4 separate regions of the Homo sapiens genome follow, and all the other regions are linked to region 1. The links are chromatin loops, found by intact Hi-C in ENCODE. Cell type or tissue: PC-3. All regions are shown on one strand. Region 1 overlaps LAMB4 (laminin subunit beta 4). Region 2 overlaps LAMB1 (laminin subunit beta 1). Region 3 overlaps LAMB1 (laminin subunit beta 1). Region 4 overlaps LAMB1 (laminin subunit beta 1).

Region 1 (5,000 bases):
TTACCTTACGTGACCTGTTCAAAATTGATATAAAGAACTAGATTCTCAGAAAATGTATTTCTTTAGAGCAATTTCCTAAGTATCCTACCACACAGTTTTTACCACAATCTGTAATCATGCACACACATAACTTTTATTGTTTTAAAACTATGTATTTATAAAAGAAGATTAAATTGCTCTCTTGGGTAGAATCAGGGAAATACAATTATTGAAACAGATAATCTAGGAATCTGGAAAGAGATTTGGAAATAACAAACCAAATATTTTGAGCACATCAATCAAAGTCTTGTTCCTTAAGAACCACTGAGTATTAACTCGATAGTGCTTTGGAAAGAAAACTAGTACTCCTGGTATGAAAGTAAGAAGTCATTCTTTGTAAACAAGGAATTTTTCCATAAAAGGTAGATGAGGAGCTTGTAACAAACTACTATCATGAGACACCCCAGTTTCTCCCAGTTTACCTAAACAAATGTTTATGTGTATATATACAAATGATGTGTATTTGAAGATTGATTAGAATTCTCATATAAATTTTCTCTAAGTTGTCCTTGTTTGAACCTAAATATTTACATAAGCAGATTCCAGGCATAAGAGTTGACTAATTTTAAGTTTTCTACAATTAAGTTGCCATTAAATTTGATACAGAAAAACCAAGATTTGGTAGACTCAACTACTTGATAATAAAAGTTTGCTAGAATTATGTGACACCAAGACATTCAATTAGACTTCTAAAGGTCATGACATAAGGCTATTTCAAAGAACATTTACTATCCACCCTTCCCACATCTCTTTCCCAAAGGATACTTCTGTGCATAATTAAATTATTCTCTGGAACTCAATACTGATTCTTTGGAGTGTCTCCCAAAGAAATTGTAGCTTTTTCCTTTTGGCCACTATTAAGATGAATCCAGTTTGTTCCCTTCTTTCTAGAAGCAACTGGCTTTAATTAGAAGAAAATTGTGGCTTTTCCAAACTAAACAGAACTCAATGCTATTTTTTCATAGTAAGTCACCAGTCACAAAACAATAACAAGTAACAAATCATTGAAATTTGAAAGATTGTGTCAGAGAGCAAACACCAGTTGCTTCAATAATGCGAAACAACTGGTTTGACTGAATTGTTTCCACTAAACTCACTAACCTAAATGGTGGTTATATAGACATGGTTTTAGACTTGACAGTTTTGTTTTTAGTAATCCAAAGCAAGCATGTATAAATGTGAATGTGACTGTTCCTTAAAATCAGGATATTCATATTTTTATTTTTATTACACGCCTTAAAAGTGGAACCCCATGGAAACACAGAACCACAAAGGTACAAGAGACCTTGGTGGTCATCTAATGCCCAACAACACATTTGTCATCCATACCAAAGCCACAAGTGCTGTTTCAACATCTACCTGGACACCTCCGATGATGAGGGGTTCGCTGCAGTATTGGGCACCCCTAACTATTTGAGAGTTCTTCCTCAAACTCAATCAAGTGCTACCTTTTGTGACTTCTACTCTCTCCTGGTTCTACCCTCTGGAATTAACTCAAACTGTCAACATTCTTTTTCATATGACACACCATCCTTGAGTTGTTCAAATGTCTACAACAACAACAGGAAAAAGGTTGCTACCATTGTGGCTCCTTTGCTGCAAGTGACTGTTTATCCCATTTTCCAGAATCTCTTCCATCAAGCTCTTGACCTGTCAGCAGATTTCCCCCCAACAAAACCAAGGATATGAATACTTCTCACTATTCCCTCCCTTTCCTTCTTACAGGTGTTTCTTCCAGGAAAAATAAAATAGAATGTCACTTTTCCTTGTGACATATTTTTCTGTGATAGAGGAGAGACTTACTTTTTAAGCACGTTTCAGAGATTTTGACCTTATTTTCACCTTTAGAGTCTTTTTTAAAATCTATTTTTAGATGAAATTCACATAACATAAAATATTAACCATTTTTAAATGAACAACAGTTCACCAGCACAATGTTGTGCAGCCATCCCATCTACCTAATTCCAAAACGTTCTCATCATCCCCAGAAGAATCAGTCTATTCTTAACATAATCTAGTCTTAATTTTCATAACAGCAGTCTTCCTCTGGTCCTCTGACTTTCGAATCATTTAAAAGTCTTTTAAAAATATATGCATGGATTTATTCAACGTTTTCCAAGGCTAGAGATCTGGGAGACATTTCTGAATAGCTCTTGCCAGGTGGTCTAATTATTTAAACATTTAATTATTTAAACAAAGCAAGATAGTTATAGCATGAGTAAAATGCCGTGCTTATATTTCAGGCTTCCCACAATTTGCAATTAACTAAAACAATGAATGTCTGTGTCCCCAGCTTGTGAATGTGACCCCGATGGGACCATATCTGGTGGCATTTGTGTGAGCCACTCTGATCCTGCCTTAGGGTCTGTGGCCGGCCAGTGCCTTTGTAAAGAGAACGTGGAAGGAGCCAAATGCGACCAGTGCAAACCCAACCACTACGGACTAAGCGCCACCGACCCCCTGGGCTGCCAGCGTAAGTCCATAATCGGGGGTCGGGGGAGTGTCCATCAACCCCTATGTGGTTGGTTGGTTTGTCTGTTTTTGAGATGGAGTCTCGCTCTGTCGCCCAGGCTGGAGTACAGTGGCAAAATCTCGGCTCACTCCAACCTCCACCTCCCAGGTTCAAGCAATTCTCCTTCCTCAGCCTCCCGAGTAGCTGGGATTACAGGCGACCACCACCACGCCCAGATAATTTTTGTATTTTTAATATAGACGGGGTTTCACCATGTTGGCCAGGCTGGTTTCAAACTCCTGACCTCAAGTGATCCGCCCACCTCGGCCCCTATGCGTTTTAAAGCTTGGGGCTGTCTCTGTCTGCCCTAAAAATTGATGATCATGAATACCTAAGAATCCTGCCAACCTCTGGGTTTTAAAAAGTAACATAATGGTTCCCGTAAATCCTAAGCGGTTAGTGGAGAACTTTTCTCTGTGGTTTGCTGGGTTTATCATAAAGGACCAGCAGGGGGCATTCACATTTTCCCCACTGGAACAAACACGGGGAAATGGCAAGAAATTTAACGCCAAGTTGCAAAAGTTTTTTTGGTTTCCACTAGACCTCTACATACAAATCCATTAAATTACATTATGTGTTTCTGCAAGATTGATGTCATCTTAGGCAATTTTCAAGTGGTGGTTTGTTTATTTATTTATTTATTTATTTGTGAGACGGAGTCTCGCTCTGTCACCCAGGCTGGAGTGCAGTGGCTGGGACTACAGGCGCCTGCCACCACGCCCGGCTAATTTTTTGTATTTTTAGTAGAGACGGGGTTTCACCGTGTTAGCCAAGATGGTCTCTGTCTCCTGACCTCGTGATCCGCCCGTCTCGGCCTCCCAAAGTGCTGGGATTACAGGCGTGAGCCGCCATGCCCGGCCTCTTTTTATTTTTTAAATTATGTTTCCCCTTTCTTCTCACACCCCTTCTAATATTGGTCCATATGTTCTCTGATAAAAGAAAAAATAATTAAAGAGCTCAGGGAAGCGGGGGAGCGGAAATAGAAAAACACCTCAGCAGTTTTCTAAGGCCAAATGAGCAGACCCTTAGCTATAGGATCACAGAAATTTAGAGCTGCTCCGGGCCTCCGTAGAGCTACAGATTCCTCAGAAACCCTGGGTAAATAATTTCCATTTGGTCACAGCCTCCTGCTCCATATTTTTGCCCATATAAGGAACTGTGGATTATTTGCATGTTTAGAAAACATTGGTCTGAATCTTTCTGTAATAAAACGCTCTTCTTAAGTTTGATGGCAAAATTAAATGTCATGATAATGAATTATATAGTCAAACCAATTTCCCATCATACCTTTCAGCATTCCACATGTTTCTCTGACTCTCTGACTAAAATGATGTCCTCCAAGAACAGGCTGAACATTATTTTGGTGTGTGGGGGTGTATACCAGCTTTAAATTTTTTTTTTTTTTTTTTTTTTTTTTTTTTTTTGAGAGAGACAGAGTCTTGTTTTGTCATCAAGGCTGGCTTACAGTGGCACAATCATAGCTCACTGCAGCCTTAAACTCCTGGACTCAAGCAATTTTCTCACCTCAGCATTCAAGTAGCTAGAACTACAAGCATGTGCCACCACAGCCATCTAATTTTTTTTTTTTTTTTTTTTGAGAGACGGAGTCTCACTGTGTTTCCTAGGCTGGTCTTCAACTCCTGATCCCAAGCAACCCTTCCGCCTCACCTTCCCAAAGTGCTGGGATTCTAGACATAAGCCACTGTGCCCAGCCCATAACAGCTTTATTGAATATAATTTACATACCATACAATTCACCCTGTAAACAATTCAATAATTTTTAGTATATTGGAAGTTGTGTAATCATCACCACAATCATTTTCATCCCCCCACAAAAGAAACCCCTCTTCTGCATATATACCCAAAATAATTGAAAGCAGAGCTTTGAAGGGATATTTGTATTTCCATGTTCACAGCAACACTAGCCAAAAGGTGGAAGTAACCCAAGTATCCACTGATGGATGAGTGGGTAAACAAAATGTGGTATTTACATACAATGGAATCTTATTCTTCCTTAAAAAGGAAAAAAATTCTGACACATCCATCAACATGGATGATCCTTAAGAACATTATGCAAAGTAAAAGAAGGCAGTCACAAAAAGACAAAGACTATATAATTCCACTTATATGAGGTACCCAGAGTAGTCAAAATCAGACCGAAAGCAGCACGGTGGTTGCTAGGGATTAGAGGGGAGAAGGAGTGGGGAGTTATTATATAAAGGGCATAGAGTTTCAGTTTTGTAGGATGAAAAGCGTTCTGGAGTTTGTTTATGCAACGATGTTAATGTGCTTAACACAATTGAACTGCCTGCTTAAAATGGTTAAGATGGTACAATTAGTAATGTTTTCAAGTTTTATCCATATTGCAGATTACATCGGTCTTTATTTTTTATTGCTGAATAACATACTATTGTACAGAGGTGCCACTTTTATTTATCCATTCATTAGT
Region 2 (5,000 bases), 110 kb after region 1:
ATTTTCAAACAAAAGTGTTTTTTGTTAGTTTGTTTGTTTGTTTTGTTTTGTTTTTTGAGACAGAGTTCCGCTCTTGTTGCCCAGGCTGGAGTGCAATGGTGCGATCTCTGCTCATTGCAACCTCCGCCTCCCGGGTTCAAGTGATTCTCCTGCCTCAGCCTCCTAAGTAGCTGGAATTACAGGCATGTGCCACCACGCCCAGCTAATTTTGTATTTTTAGTAGAGACGGGGTTTCTCCATGTTGGTCAGGCTAGTCTTGAACTCCCAACCTCGGGTGATCTGCTCACCTCAGCCTCCCAAAGTGCTGGGATTACAGGCATGAGCCACCACGCCTGACCCAAATAAAATTTTTTGTTTGTTTGTTTTGTTTTGTTTTGTTTTTTTGAGATGGAGTTTCACTCTTATTGCCCAGGCTGGAGTGCAGTGGCGCGATCTAGGCTCACTGCAACCTCTGCCTCCCAGGTTCAAGTGATTCTCCTGCCTCAGCCTCCCGAGTAGCTGGGATTACAGGTGCCCGCCACCATGCCCAGCTAGTTTATTTTTGTATTTTTAGTAGAGACGGGTTTTCACCATGTTGGCCAGGCTGGGTCTCGAACTCCTGACCTCAGGTGATCCACCCGCCTCAGCCTCCCAAAGTGCTGGGATTACAGGCGTGAACCAGCGCGCCTGGCCCAAATAAAAGTTTTGATGGTAAACAGCAGCCATGGAATAAGTCTTACTCAGAATCTAAATATTCAGTGCTAAATCTACCTTTTTCATTTTCCTTCTTTCTCTGTGTTACCTGACCAGAGGGTCTTGAAATTAGCAATAATTACTCTCCACTGATAGGGAATACATTTACATCTGATATAAGATGTAAATACAATACATCCGATATAAGATTGATAGGTTATCAAGTAATTGTGTTGATCATAATACCTTATTTTATTGCTCAGTATATTAGGGTATATATTGGGCTTTTGTATCAAAGAGTCTCCCCAAATCTAGTTGTTCAAATAAGGTGAAAGTTTCTTTCTCTCTTACAAAACCCACCAAAGAGTTTTCTAGAGAAGAAGTGTAGCTCAATTGCCATAATTAAGCTTACCAGATAAAATACAGGATGATGCCCAGTTACATTTGCAAATAAATAATTCTTTTTTTTAGCATAACTATATCCCATATATCCCATATAATATTTGTGACTAGTACAAGTGTGTCTCATGCAATATTTGTGGTTGGTATAACCATGTCCTATGTGATATTTGAGACATACTTTATCCTAAAAAATAGTTGTTTATCTGCAATTCAAATTTAACTGAGTGTCATTTATATTTACTTGTTAAATCTGGCAACCCTAGTTATAAGGCCATCCATGTTTCCAGGTTTATTCACATGGTTAGAGTTAGACCACCACCACTATGTCCTCACCTCAACTCGGGAGAAGAGGGAAGACGAGGCAAGCAAATTCCATTTAAAGATGAGACATGGGCCAGGCGTGGAGGCTCACTCCGTAATCCCCAGCACTTTGGGAGGCCAAGGCAGGCGGATCACTTGAGGTCAGGAATTCGAGACTAGCCTGGCCAACATGGTAAAACCGTGTCTCTACTAAAAATATAAAAATTAGCTGACATGGTGGCATATGCCTGTAATCCCAGCTACTCAGGAGGCTGAGGCAGGAGAATCGCTTGAACCCAGGAGGTGGAGGTTGCAGGGAGCCAAGATCGTGCCACTGCACTCCAGCCTGGGTGACAGAGCAAGACTCTGTCTCAAAAAAACAAAAAAATGAGATGTGGAAGTTGCACACGTCACTTCTGCTCACATCTCATTGGCCAGAATTAGTCACGTGGCTATACTGCAGGAGACACTGGGAAACATCTCTAGGTGTTTCATGTGCTCTACTAACACTCTTGGCGAGGGCTCTTACTGTCAAAGGAACAAGGGAAGAAAGAATACTGAAGAGAAATCAGAAGTCTCTGCCATTCTCAATATACTCAATAAAATGAGGGTTGCATTTCCGTTTAATAGAAAAATAAGCTGAAGCTTATAGAGTTGGATGTTATTACGTAAAGTGATATGGCTATTAAATGGCAGTCAGATCTTGAATCCATATGTTACGGTGCTCAGTTCAGAGCTCTTTACCACATTCAACAACTGCTCTTATTACACAATTACATTTTAATCTTCTTGGGAGGCATGTATGGTAATTAAAAGAATGGGCTCACTGGGCGCGGTGGCTCACACCTGTAATCCCAGCACTTTGAGAGGCCTAGGCGGGTGGATCACGAGGTCAGGAGTTTGAGACCATCCTGACCAACATGGTGAAACCCCGTCTCTACTAAAAATAGAAAAGTTAGCCAGGTATGGTGGTGCGTGCCTGTCGCTTGAACCCGGGAGGCAGAGGTTGCAGTGAGCTGAGATCACACCATTGCACTCCAGTCTGGGTGACAGAGCAAGACTCTGTCTCAAAAAAAAAAAAAAAAAAAAAAAGGGCTTTGGAGTCACAAAGTCCTGGATTTAAATGTGTTCATAAATCATAAATGTGTTCAGTACATCAAAGCTGTTGCTACATTTGTTGCTGTTGATGTTGCTGTGACTATCAGCTTTGGTTTGGGTTTTGCACAGGACTAGTTCCAAATGTTGGAATGAAAGGTGAGCCTGCCTCTCCTGCTACTAAGGTGCAACCAGTTGAGTAGAGGCGGGGCTGATTCTTGCTGATCTTTCCCAGCTGCACAAGGCCCTATTTTTAACCAAGGCCCCAAAAAACTTCCAAGCTTGAAGCAAGGAAGAGTGGAGTGGAAGAAGTCCAGGGAATATTGCCAGAAAAATGCTGCTTCCCCATTTAAATTAATTTTACATGTGGCCCAGCCTGTCTCTGGTCTGTAATTTACTCATTCATTCTCTTGTAAAACAAATATTTAATAGATGTGTCCAGCTCTGTGCCAATTTCTGAGTGAGCCATGAGGCCTTTCCTGCATGTCTCAAAATGCAGTTATGAAAAACGTCCACAAGGGCTCTGGGACAGACACCCCCTAAGTCCCTAAAAGGACTCAACCATCTGCTCCCTTTAAGGTGAAATTTGTGGGACTTGGAGGATGTGTTGTCTTTATAATTTTGATTCTTTTGTCTTTTGTGGTTAAATGACATCGGAGAATCTTTTTCTATGTTACGGAAGCATGCATGTTAGCTGATCATGCATTTGATTTACTTTGTAATCAAGGGAGCAATATCTCTTTAGTTGTCTATTGTTGAGACCTGAGACTCACTTCAAAAGTGATTTGCCACTTAGAATAGCAGTCAAGATGAGGCTCGCTTTTTAAATATGGCAGGAGAGAGTGGGGGGAGCATATTTGCTCTACTGAGGGGTTTCCACAAAGGTCAGTTCAAGGGTTTCTAAATACTCCAGCTGCTCTTCAAGTTTGTTGTTTGGCCTCTTGTCAATAGGCGCTTGTGCTCATTTTGTGCAGGAGGATTTGTGCAGGAGAAAATGTTGGCGTTCATAACTGCCATTCAGTTGGGGAGTACCACGGTTTCTCTGTTTAGTTTTTGATTTTACAAAGAACCTAAGTTTAACACATGGACTTTTCCTTTCTACCCGCAGCCATTTCTATAGCTTCATTGTAAGCTATGCATGTATTAAAAGCATTTGAAATTGTATTTGGGCTGTGAAAATATCTGATGTACTGGGCCACTACCCTGTTGTCTTATGTTGTAATTTATAAGAATGCACAGACATAAATGACAGTAAAGAACCGTTTCAGGCTACAGAGCTTGAGAGTGCAGACAGATGAATCAATCTCTGGGGATCCAGTTCAGCATGAAGAACTTAGTAACTCACGAAAACCCCGTGGAGAAGGTTGAATGGCTCTTCGTTTGTCTAGTTACTATAGAATGAATTGGTAGCCCAGCATTTACAATAAGCAGAAGTCTGCAGACCTAGGAAGAAGAGGGAAAGATAAAATTGATTTAGAGGTAACTTGTATTTGAGAAAAAATAATTTGCCCCACATCCTAATACTAAGCTTATTTATGCTTATGTCACTATATAATATTGAGAAACGTGGAAACGTTTTGTAAAACTGGGACAAAAAAGTTGTGGACCAAAATGTTGCTTAAAAACTTGAAATGTTCTCTCCTTAGGTTGTAGTTATTCTATAGCGTTAACACTATTTTGGTAACTTGGATGTCATTTAAGCGGTGGGAAATTTCAAATTTTCCCTTCCAAAAATAGAGACAAAAATGTTTCTAACTATCTTATAATAACAATGAGAACTGGAGTGCTTTGATAAATCTTTTCCTACCTGAATGGAATTTTCTCATGTTGAAACTGACATTAATTGCTGTGGGAAGCAGATGGCATTGTGCTACTTCAAATTACTGTCTGCCCGCAGGTTCCAGCAGTCATGCAGCTGCGTTCTTATAATTTCTCCACTTTCACACTTCTTCCTAAATAGCTGTTCTGCAAACAGACCCATCACAGAATAGCTACTCTTTTTTGTTGTCGTTCAGGCAACTCTCCTGCCTCAACCTCCAGAGTAACTGGGATTACAGATGCCTGCCACCACACCTGGCTAATTTTTTTTTTTTTTTTTTAAACAGTTTTGCTCTTGTCGTTCAGGCTGGAGTGCAATGGCACAATCTCGGCTCACTGCAACCTCCACCTCCCAGGTTCAAGCGATTCTCCTGCCTCAGTCTCCCTAGTAGCTGGGATTACAGGCGGATGCCATGATGCCCAGCTACTTTTTGTATTTTTAGTAGAGATGGGGTTTCACCATGTTGGTCAAGGCTGGTTTTGAACTCCTGACCTCAGGTGATCCGCCCACCTCGGCCTCCCAAAATGCTGGGAATACAGGTGTGAGCCACCGCGCCCGGTCTAATTTTTGTATTTTTTTAGAGATGGGGTTTTGCCATGTTGGCCAGGCAGGTCTCGAACTCCTGACCTCAAGTGATCCACCTGCCTTGGCCTCCCAAAGTGCTGGAATTACAGGTGTGAGCTACCACGCCCGGCCGACATTCTTATGAAAC
Region 3 (5,000 bases), 150 kb after region 1:
AGGAGGGCATACTCCCTAAGTCAGGCGAGTCAAAGGTGGCCCAGGATTGTGGCTGATCTGTGAGGATAAAAGTGAGGAAATATGTAAATAAATAATAACATGCCACAGACCTTTCCAAGCCCTGTTGCAAAAGAGCACTTAGATGCTGGCATGGGGCTCTCGACACCTACGATTGAAGTGGGAGTCCCTTTTCCTAGTCAATGGAGACCTTCTCAGGTAAACAGTTCATTCCTACTTCTAAGTGGCAGCTAGAAAAAAAAGATGACAACTGGCTTCTGGCCTGAAGCCTGCTTGACCAAGGTCTGTGTTCTGGCCGCAGTTCACGGGGCAGTGCCAGTGCATGCCTGGGTTTGGAGGCCGCACCTGCAGCGAGTGCCAGGAACTCTTCTGGGGAGACCCCGACGTGGAGTGCCGAGGTGAGTTGTGGGCGTTCTCGCATTGACTTGATCAGAGAGTGGAGGGAACTGGGGTTCTACAAGAGCCTTCTGTAAATTATAAAACACAGTACAAATTAACGTGTCTATAAGAACCTGTATTTAATTGCAAAATAAATTAACACTGATTGTTTAAAAAACAATCTAACAAATCTAGCCCTGCCCATAAGTATAGGTAGTCAAGAGTGGATGTGCATACTCTCCCGGCCTCACACCCTGGGGTAAAGTTTGTTTCTGTGTGTAAGCACACACACACACACACACACACACACACACACACACACCACAAATACACACAGAGCTGCTTTTTAAAATACTTTTAACCAAGGTGGGACCATGTGAACCCTATGTTTGGCAAAGTGACTTTTTATCCCCTCTGAACAGTATTTTGTGGCCAACTTCCTTGATGGCACAAGAAGAGGTAAATGGTTATCCTAGTAAGATCACTGGATTCAGTGGATCAACTAGACTCTGTTGACAGTTTAAGCTCTTGGCGTATGTGTGTAAGATAACATCCCCACCAGTGAAAACTGGAGGGCAATGTCATGGAGACTTCGTGCACAACAAAGGGCTCCAAGGTCAGGGGCTCCAAGTCAGTTTAATGTGAATAAAACCCAGATTTTCACCTAAGCTTATGATTAAACAAACAAACAAAAAAAGATGGAAATGACATTTTCTTACAAACAAAAACTTGTTAAAATTATGTGAATCATCAGGATTGCTTGATTTTTATGGTATTGCAGTTTTTTTGACCTGGAAAATTATTTTTCAGATCTTAAAGTCAAAATATGGAAAAGACTGAATAGGCTGTTGCAACTCTGTTTTTATATTCTTTCTTTCCTACTTGATTTTCTTCCCTGTTTTTAATTGATCATTATGGATAAAAATTTTCTGTAGTTTCTTAAGTGCTCTTTCGTATATTTGTTGCACATCTGAAATTATAGGTCTCTGTTGGACTCTTGAATTTTTTTTTTTTTTGAGACGGAGTCTCGCTCTGTCACCTAGGCCGGAATGCAGTGGCATAATCTCGGCTTACTGCAACCTCCACCTCCTGGGTTCAAGCGATTCTCCTGCCTCAGCCTCCCAAATAACTGGAGTTACAGGCAAGCGCCACCACGCCCGGCTAATTTTTGTATTTTTAGTAGAGATGGGGTTTCACCATATTGGTCAGGCTGGTCTCAAACTCCTGACCTCATGATTCACCCGCCTCGGCCTCCCAAAGTTCTAGAATTACAGGTGTGAGCCACTGTGCCTGGCCAGGACTCTTAAATTTTTAAAATGACCGTTTTCTTTTTTTGGACACAACTACAGCAAGAAATAATACAGATCTTCAAGTTGGCAACTCATTCAATATCTCCTACAGAAGGTCAGGAACCTAGAAACTGTGTTCCTTCAGGGTGCAAACCCATGTGTTCCTTAACAGCAGAAAAAGGTCAGTGGGCAAGACCAGAACAAATTAGATATGATTTGTTTTTTAAGTTGAGGCTTAGCCAGAAGGGTTTGTATGGACCTCTTAGATTAAGGTTTGTTTCACAGTGGGGATAATGTTTGCTATGTCAATAAACAGGTACTTTTCTTTCATCATTCTCCAAATTTGGTTCTTAATGAGATCTGACATCCCCTCTTCCATTAGAAGGTATTGAAATCCAGTGGACCAGTTTCTCCAAGATGTCTCTTGAAAGTAAAACTCTGCTTAAAATCTGTTTTTTCCAGGGCTCTAATCACTACTCTGTTAAATTCCTCAAACTTGTAATGCCCCAAGGCTTGATTTTTTCCAGATAATGGCTCTATCGTTGCACATACCCTGATTCTGTCAGCATGTGTCATTGGCAAAATAGCTTTCTCTGCCAAAGCTTTCTGACCTTTGGCTCCATCTTAGCTTTGTTAGCAGGAAAGGCCTGCTACCCAGAGTCAGAGTCAATCAGAGAATTGTTCATGTGGTCCTTAGAACTTTACTCCTTACCCTTTTATCTTTTCTTTAAACTTTCGCCTCTAAATCTGCCAGGGAAATTGTGACTTATAGAAACCTTGTCAACTTGTTTGGGTCAAAAGTTAGATCCTGTTTTAGAAACTCTGCAAAGAGTGAGATTCATGGCATCATTGTTCGCCAACTTCTTTGTTCCTTTCATCCAGAAGAAAGGTCAGCTCATTACGTAAGAAACTTTTCATCAGGAAAAGCAAACAACCGATAAAAAACAGAAACTAAGTATTCTGCAAGGAAACCTGGTTTAAGGAGAATGTATTGAAACTGGATATGTCTGTTCCTTTTTACTCCTCCCTTTGGCATTTCCTTTTTTTTTCTGTAAGATAATCATAGAAATTTAGTTAATGGAGGAACTACAAAGATCACATGGCTTTATGGTTTGCCTATTATGCTGGCCAATCCCGGTGGCACGAGGGCAGCAGGGATGCAGACAGATGAAGAGGTCCCATAGCCAAGAGTGTAGGTCCTGGAGCCAGACTGCCCACATTCACTTCAAGCAATTGGTACTCCTGTATTAGAAGAAAACAAAGTCCCTTCTCATCTCCTCACCCAGTATACTCCTCTTTTTACTCAGCTTGATAGGAATCTTTCCAGTCCTCTCTGCATTTATATGTATACATCATTCGTATTCGTGACCCTAATAATGATACCCAGTCAGCTCACACCAGCAAGAAAAAGTATTTTTCAAGCCCTCTGGAAGCATTGGAAGCTCCAAGTGAGCATAAGTGAAAATACCCTAAGAGATACTTCCAGGTTCTAGATCCAGGTGTTTCATTTTCCCCTTGTTTTCCCACTACATTGTCATCTCTCCAACCTTATCTTTAGTTTTGTTTTTTTCATGGAAGACCAGAAAGCCCCTTTCCCCAAAGTGTTAAAATCTGGGGTGAAGGCAACTGACCTCATTGCATACTTTGGCAATTCAAAGTTATAAAATGTTAGCCGGGCACGGTGGTTCACGCCTGTAATCCCAACACTTTGGGAGGCCAAGGCGGGCGGATCACTTGAGGTCAGGAGTCCGACACCAGCCGGACCAACATGGTGAAACCCCATCTCTACTAAAAATACGAAAATTAATCAGGTGAGATGGCGCACACCTATAATCCCAGCTACTTGGGAGGCTGAGGCATGAGAATCGCTTGAACCCAGGAGGCAGAGGTTGCAGTGAGTGAGCAGAGATCGTGCCACTGCCCTCCAGCCTGGGTGACAGAGCAAGACTGTCTCAAAAAAAAAAAAAAAAAAAGAAGAAGAAGATATAAAATGTTGGGGCATCTTTATTTGGGGTGTTAAAGTAGATACTGTCTCTCCTTTGTGCCCACAGTGGCTGAGCTGGGGTGGGGACATTTGGAAATTTGGGAGGAGGGGAGTATTTTGGGTCATCACCATAATGGGGTCATTGCTATAGGCACTTGGTATGCAGGAGCCAATAATAATAAATGTCCCACAGTGCTTAAGGCAGTCTGTCAAACAGAGAATGTGTCGGATCCTCAATGCTTTTAGCACTCTTTGGAGAAAGCTCATAACCTACAAAGCACCCAGAGAGAGTGAGAATTGATTTGAGTGGACAATGGGGGATTGATTCATGGCCAGCTATGGGGTCTGGTGCAGACAGGGTGGCAACAGGAGTAGGACCAGTGTGGCCTGTGAAGGCAGGGGCCAAGATGCAGAGGCAGACAAGGCTCTTGGTTATGTTTGTGCTGGAATGCATTCACGATTAGAAACAGGAGCACAGGGGCTTTCTGAAGGGATGGGCCCAGAGATCAGCAGGGACAAGAAGAGGTGTCATTCAAAATTAGATGGAACTATGCAAAAAGAACATCAGCTCTTTTCTCCAGTTATGTAATTGCTTGACAAATATGTTTTCAGTTGAATTGGTTGTTAGAGGGCATAAATTTAGACTTTCTGATGCCAACTAGCTAACAATATGCTTATAGAAAGATTTAAGTCCTAGCTAAGTATTCTCCTTATGGAAAAAAAGAATGTAGTTATGTAAAAGACAAATGAGTTGAGCCTCCAACTTACAGATTGTTGAATGTTCCTATTGTCCAGGCGGGTTGGGGCTGTTGGTCGATGGTGCCAAGCCTGAACAAGCCCACCACTGTGCTGGGATGGAGAGGGAATCTCATCCACCCACCATGAACGTGCTGGAGAAAACAGCCTGGAGCGCTGCATTGTCCTCCTCAGGAGTCAAAGAGTCACAGGAGGAATCTTTCTGTTGATTCATAGATAGCAAAAAGGAAGGGTAAAGTTTCCATTTGGGGCCTCTGGCTCTTGGAAAAGGGCAGTGTCTCTAAACCCAGGCAAACGGTAAATGTGGGGCATAGGCAAGAGGGTCCGGGTAGTGGCCACTTCCCCATCATGCTCGTTTCTCATTTTGTGTTTTTTAGTAGAAAAACACAGTGTGTTCTTTTGCCCAGACATTAATCTTTAGAATGCCTGTATTTTCTAATGTTGGGATTTCTTTCACAACCACCCACCTTAATATTTCCATTGTGACTCAGAAAATCAGACTTCATTCGATTCTTTAGAGAACTATAAATACTGTTGTCAGTAGAGTGAAGTCTTGTCTTATGTAATCCTAATTA
Region 4 (5,000 bases), 130 kb after region 1:
TATTTTTATCATTGTATTGAATGACTATGGTGTAGCTAACCCTTTGTTAATTATAATCATGTACTGCATAATAACATTTCAGTCAAGGATGGACCACACATACAACGGTGGTCCCATAAGATACTGTATTTTTACTGTAGCTTTTCTACATTTTGATATGGTTGAATACACAAGTTCTTGTCATTGTGTTACAATTGCCTATGGTATTCAATACAGTAATATGCTGTACAGGTTTGTAGCTTAGGAGCAATAGGCTATACTCTACAGCCTGGGTGTGTAGTAAGCTATACCATCTAGGTTTGTGTAAGTACACTATGATGGTCACACAACAACAAAATTGGCGAACAACACATTTCTCAGAACATATCCCAGTCATTAAGTGACACATGACTATACTGTGATAGAACAGGATTATAGGACGTAGGTCTTACCAAAAAGAAAGTGTCCTAGTTGGGGGTGGGGAGGAATGCCACCCTGAGAAAATGAATGGTGCTGACGGAACACTGTGGTTGGTTATTATGAATGATGTTTTTTATGCTTTAATATTTTTCTGCCTAATTCCTTAGTAATAGGGAAATGTTAAAATTCCATTTTCTTTATTCACCACCATTTAAATGAAATGGAATTTTTAAATGTTGCCAATTTCTATATTTATGATTTTTTTTTTTTTTTTTTGAGACGGAGTCTCGCTCTGTCGCCCAGGCTGGAGTGCAGTGGCGCGATCTTGGCTCACTGCAAGCTCCGCATCCCAGGTTCATGCCATTCTCCCGCCTCAGCCTCCCAAGTAGCTGGGACTACAGGCACCTGCCACCATGCCCGGCTAATTTTTTGTATTTTTAGTGGAGATGGGGTTTCACCGTGTTAGCCAGGATGGTCTCAATCTCCTGACCTCTTGATCCGCTCGCCTCGGACTCCCAAAGTGCTGGGATTACAGGCGTGAGCCACCACACCCAGCCATAAATGTATTTTTTTAAGAAATAATCTTGGCCTTCACCCACTGAGAAAACATAGAGCCTGTATCAGTTTTCTATTGCTGCCATAACAAATTACCACAATTTGGTTGTTTAAAACAATATAAGTTTATTATTTTCCAGTTCTATGTGTCAAATACAGTCTCAGTGGACCAAAATCACGATGTTGGTAGGGCTGCATTGTTTTCTAAGGCTCTAAAGGAGAATCTGTTTCCAGCTAATTTGGGTTGTTGGCAGGATTCTGCTCCTTGCAGTCGTAGGCTGAGGTTCCCCTTCTTTTGCTGGCTGTCATCTAAGGGCTATTCTTGTCCTCTAGAGCTGCCCACATTCCTTGACTCATGGTCCCCTCTCTCCATCTTCAAAGGTACCACTGGGTCAAATCCTTCTTATGTCACAGCTCTCTGACCTACTTACTTCCCTGCCTGCCTCTCCCACTTTTAAGAATTTATGTGATTAGATTGGACCCACCCAGATCATCCAATAATCGCTCCATCTTGATGTCCTTACCCTTAATCACATCTGCAAAGTTCCTTTTGCCATATGAGGTAACATCCCACAGATAACAGGGATGAGGATGTGGACATCTTTGGGGGCCATTATTCTGCCTCACACAGGCCTTATTTATTTTATGTCCTTATTCTCCCTTACTGATTTAATGAAATTGAATCTCTAGTTTACAGAGAAATTTGTAGAGAATACATAAGAATCTAAGATGTGCCATTTCTATCAGATTTGATTTTTACTTGAACACAGGAGAGAGTAATTACATGTAATAAATCATTGGTATCACTGTGAAGAAGCCAGGATTTGTGCTTGAGTTTTGAAAGCTGAGATTTGAAAGGTGCGATTAGTGAGCAGGGGAGGGCCTCCGAGCTGGGAGGGAAAAGATGGGTAAAGGCACAGAGATGGGAATGACTGTAGCAAGGTCGAGATCTGGTCTGATCTTGACCATCTCTGCCCACATTCCCCCATCACCCTCTTTGCTCCTGTTATTCCTGTCCTCTCTCTGCCTGTCAAGTCCTCTCCAGGCTTTAAGGACACCTCTTTCATGACGCCTCCCTCAGTCTTCTCAATCAGATGAATCATATCTTCTTCTCCCTTAGTGCTTTGCTTGTAACTCTATCAATGCATAGGTTCTTACTGCATTTTGATTTGTTGCATTGGTTAATTTCTTTATTGTTTATCCCCAATTAGACTGTAAGTTCTTGAAGACAGGGACTATTTTTTTTTCTATTTCTCTTTCTGTATATCATTTAGCCAGAAATAATAGACTTAGTGAGGAAGTAAGGATTCATTCAGAACAAAGTTCACAATGGACTAAAATGTGAGAATACCTGCACTGGGAAGCAAGGCTGCTAGGGCCAATATTTGATCAGTAAATATTTGCTGAAGAGTATGAGGAGTGTGGCTCATTGGAAAGCAAAGAGTCGGCACCAGAAAGAGAAGCCGTTTTCAGAGGATGGGTTATGGAGGCTGCAGAAAGCCAGGCAGAGGCATCATGGCTTGATATCATAAGAAACAATTGTGGGTTTTCGTGAAACAATGAAAGCAGCACTGTAGGAAGATCGGTTGGCCCGTGGTAGACAGGATGGACTAGGCAGAAGAGGAAGAAGAATTTGAGAGGTCAGTTTAGGAGATTGTTAGAGTAACAGGTATGGGGTGATGCCATCCTGGACTGACGCAGTGGCAGTGGCAGTGACAATGAGAGGAAGCTGCTAAGTTGAGAAACATTTTGAAGTAAAAGCTGAGTATTGGGATAAAGGAAAGAGAAGGTGATGTCTCACCTATACCATGAGAAGAATTTTAAATCTACTGGCAGAAACAGCAGAGCTGAGGATAAGAAGTCAGTGTGGGTGGTGATGATCTGTTTGGGACAAGATGAATTAGAGATGACAGCTGGCCAGTCCATGGAAATGTCCCATTGATGGCTGGAAATAGAGAAGCAGAGCCCAGCCACCTGCTGGGTGCTGAGAGCTGTAGGGTGAGGGCCATCTGCATAGGAAAGCCACAAGAATGAGTTCACTGAAGGAGCCAGTGTTGAATCAGAGCCATGCCTATCTGTGATGACAATTCAAGCCTGTGGACACAGACTTGTGATTGGCAGGGCCGCTGTTAAGGGAATTCCTTTCACATGATCAGCTCTCATGGAGCCATTCCTTGTTTAGAATTGTGCTGCAGATAGAGGCAGCACCGGGAGCCTGCTGGCGCCTTTGTCCTCACCTTCATTTGCTCGTTCTCTAATGGTTGCATGTGAAGGTCTAGTTGTTTTCTTCTTTGGTGGTTCATGTTTTGGATATTTGTTGTCTCAGTAAACATCTGGGGAGGAAAGAATTTTCTTTTGTCCATATGATGTAATGTCTGATGCCTGAATTTCTGAAAATAGCTTTTGTTCATGGACTGTGCCAAAAGAAGGCTAGGTCCTAATTGGAACAAGCTTTCCTTTCTTGGGAATTGGCTATGGGACGTTAAGAATTCCTATTCCTGGCTGGGCGTGGTGGCTTACACCTGTAATCCCAGCACTTTGGGAGACCGAAGCAGATGGATCACGAGGTCAGGAGATTGAGACCAGCCTGGCCAATATGGTGAAACCCTGTCTCTACTAAAAATACAAAAATTAGCCAGGCATGGTGGCAGTCGCCTATAGTCCCAGCTACTCAGGAGGCTGAGGTGGGAGAATCGCTTGAACCCAAGAGGCGGAGGTTGCAGTGAACCGAGATCGTTCCACTGTACTCCAGCGTGGGCGACAGTGCGAGACTCCATCTCAAAAATAAAAAAATAATAATAATAAAAAGAGTTCCTATTCCTGTAGGATAACAACATGATACACAAAAAGAGGACTTCAGCTATGCTGCGGCAGGGTCGTTTAGGATTTTATTTATTTATTTATTTATTTTGAGATGAAGTCTCACTCTGTCACCCAGGCTGGAGTGCAATGGCATGATCTCGGCTCACTGCAACTTCCACCTCCTGGTTTCAAGTGATTCTCCTGTCTCAGCCTCCCGAGTAGCTGAGATTACAGGTGTGTGCCCCTACACCTGGCTAATTTTTTGTATTTTCAGTAGAGACGGGGTTTCACCATGTTGGCCAGGCTGGTCTCAAACTCCTGCAAGTGATCCACCTGCCTTGGCCTCCCAAAGTGTGGGATTATAGACGTGAGCCACTGCGCACCCGGCCTTGGGACATTTTTAATAAGCCTGTGAGTGCAAAGTGTTCCTGTGAGTTGCAACTTGCCTTAGGTACCTTGTTTAAAACTTTGGGATGAGAAAAAAAGAAAGAACAAACCTTGAGAATGAGTTGAAAGTAACAATTCCAAACCACAGCTCTTCTTTAAGTGAAGTAAAAATGGATACATGTAATTTGAGTTTTGTATTGTATACAAAATTATGATACTAATAAAAGGGACATAAGCTGAGAACAGAAGTTTCACTCTTGTTGCCCAGGCTGGAGTGCAATGGCGTGATCTCAGCTCACCTCAACCTCTGCCTCCCGGGTTCAAGCGATTCTCGTGCCTCAGCCTCCCAAGTATCTGGGATTACAGGCCTGCGCCACCACGCCCAGCTAATTTTGTATTTTTAGTAGAGATGGGGTTTCTCCATGTTGGTGAGGCTGGTCTCGAACTCCCAACCTCAGGTGATCCGCCTGTCTCGGCCTCCCAAAGTGCTGAGATTACAGGCGTGAGCCACCGTGCCCAGCCGCATTTCTTATATTTAGCATAGCATAGCCAATGGAAAGGGGGAAGAGAGACACAAGATGCAGAAGTAAAAATCACAGAATTTGGTTCCTGATGGAGTGTGAAGAAAGAATCTGGAGAAGAACGGGGACTAAATTTCTGACTTGGTTGACTCAGCAGGTGGTAGTGCCTTCACCCTGATAGAGACCATCCGAGGGATTGAGGGCTTCTGTCTTAGATCCGTTGGTTTGGGATGCTCTGGGACAGCCAAGCTGGAGATGTTCTTCAGGGAGCTGGATATTTGAGCCTAAATCTCAGGAAATAAGCAAAAGATGTAACATGCCAAAGCAAGAAGGTTT

Evidence for each region. A loop is a pair of places that touch in the nucleus more often than their neighbours do. Peaks named below come from ENCODE experiments on the same cell type or tissue, not always from the same donor. Only the 100,000 strongest peaks of a DNase experiment are listed, where the experiment ranks them.
Region 2: it touches region 1 in a loop (4-fold over the local background); 4 of 110 quality-filtered maps call a loop at or near these places.
Region 3: a loop joins it to region 1, with 2.8 times the contacts of the local background. A loop is called at or near these places in 7 of 110 quality-filtered maps.
Region 4: it touches region 1 in a loop (5-fold over the local background); 3 of 110 quality-filtered maps call a loop at or near these places.

What each region holds. Positions count from the first base shown.
Region 1 is chr7:108,095,915-108,100,914 of GRCh38, reverse strand. It overlaps LAMB4 (laminin subunit beta 4), which reads left to right. Exons shown (of 34, transcript NM_007356.3): 11 at 2,333-2,512. Among named protein-coding and RNA genes, the nearest start is that of LAMB4, 32 kb to the left of the region's middle. In PC-3, a CTCF peak has its summit at 2,999 (motif pointing right); no DNase peak of the experiment used is centred here.
Region 2 is chr7:107,981,014-107,986,013 of GRCh38, reverse strand. All of the region lies in intron 7 of LAMB1 (laminin subunit beta 1), which reads left to right. Among named protein-coding and RNA genes, the nearest start is that of LAMB1, 20 kb to the left of the region's middle. In PC-3, a CTCF peak has its summit at 3,035; no DNase peak of the experiment used is centred here; H3K27ac peaks cover 354 bases.
Region 3 is chr7:107,946,642-107,951,641 of GRCh38, reverse strand. LAMB1 (laminin subunit beta 1) reads left to right here. Exons shown (of 34, transcript NM_002291.3): 24 at 320-416. Among named protein-coding and RNA genes, the nearest start is that of LAMB1, 54 kb to the left of the region's middle. RefSeq lists an enhancer at 3,195-4,925. In PC-3, no CTCF peak of the experiment used is centred here; a DNase peak (open chromatin) is centred at 2,281; H3K4me3 peaks cover 1,247 bases; H3K27ac peaks cover 3,738 bases.
Region 4 is chr7:107,964,963-107,969,962 of GRCh38, reverse strand. The region is part of intron 13 of LAMB1 (laminin subunit beta 1); the gene reads left to right. Among named protein-coding and RNA genes, the nearest start is that of LAMB1, 36 kb to the left of the region's middle. In PC-3, no CTCF peak of the experiment used is centred here; a DNase peak (open chromatin) is centred at 3,052; H3K27ac peaks cover 2,078 bases.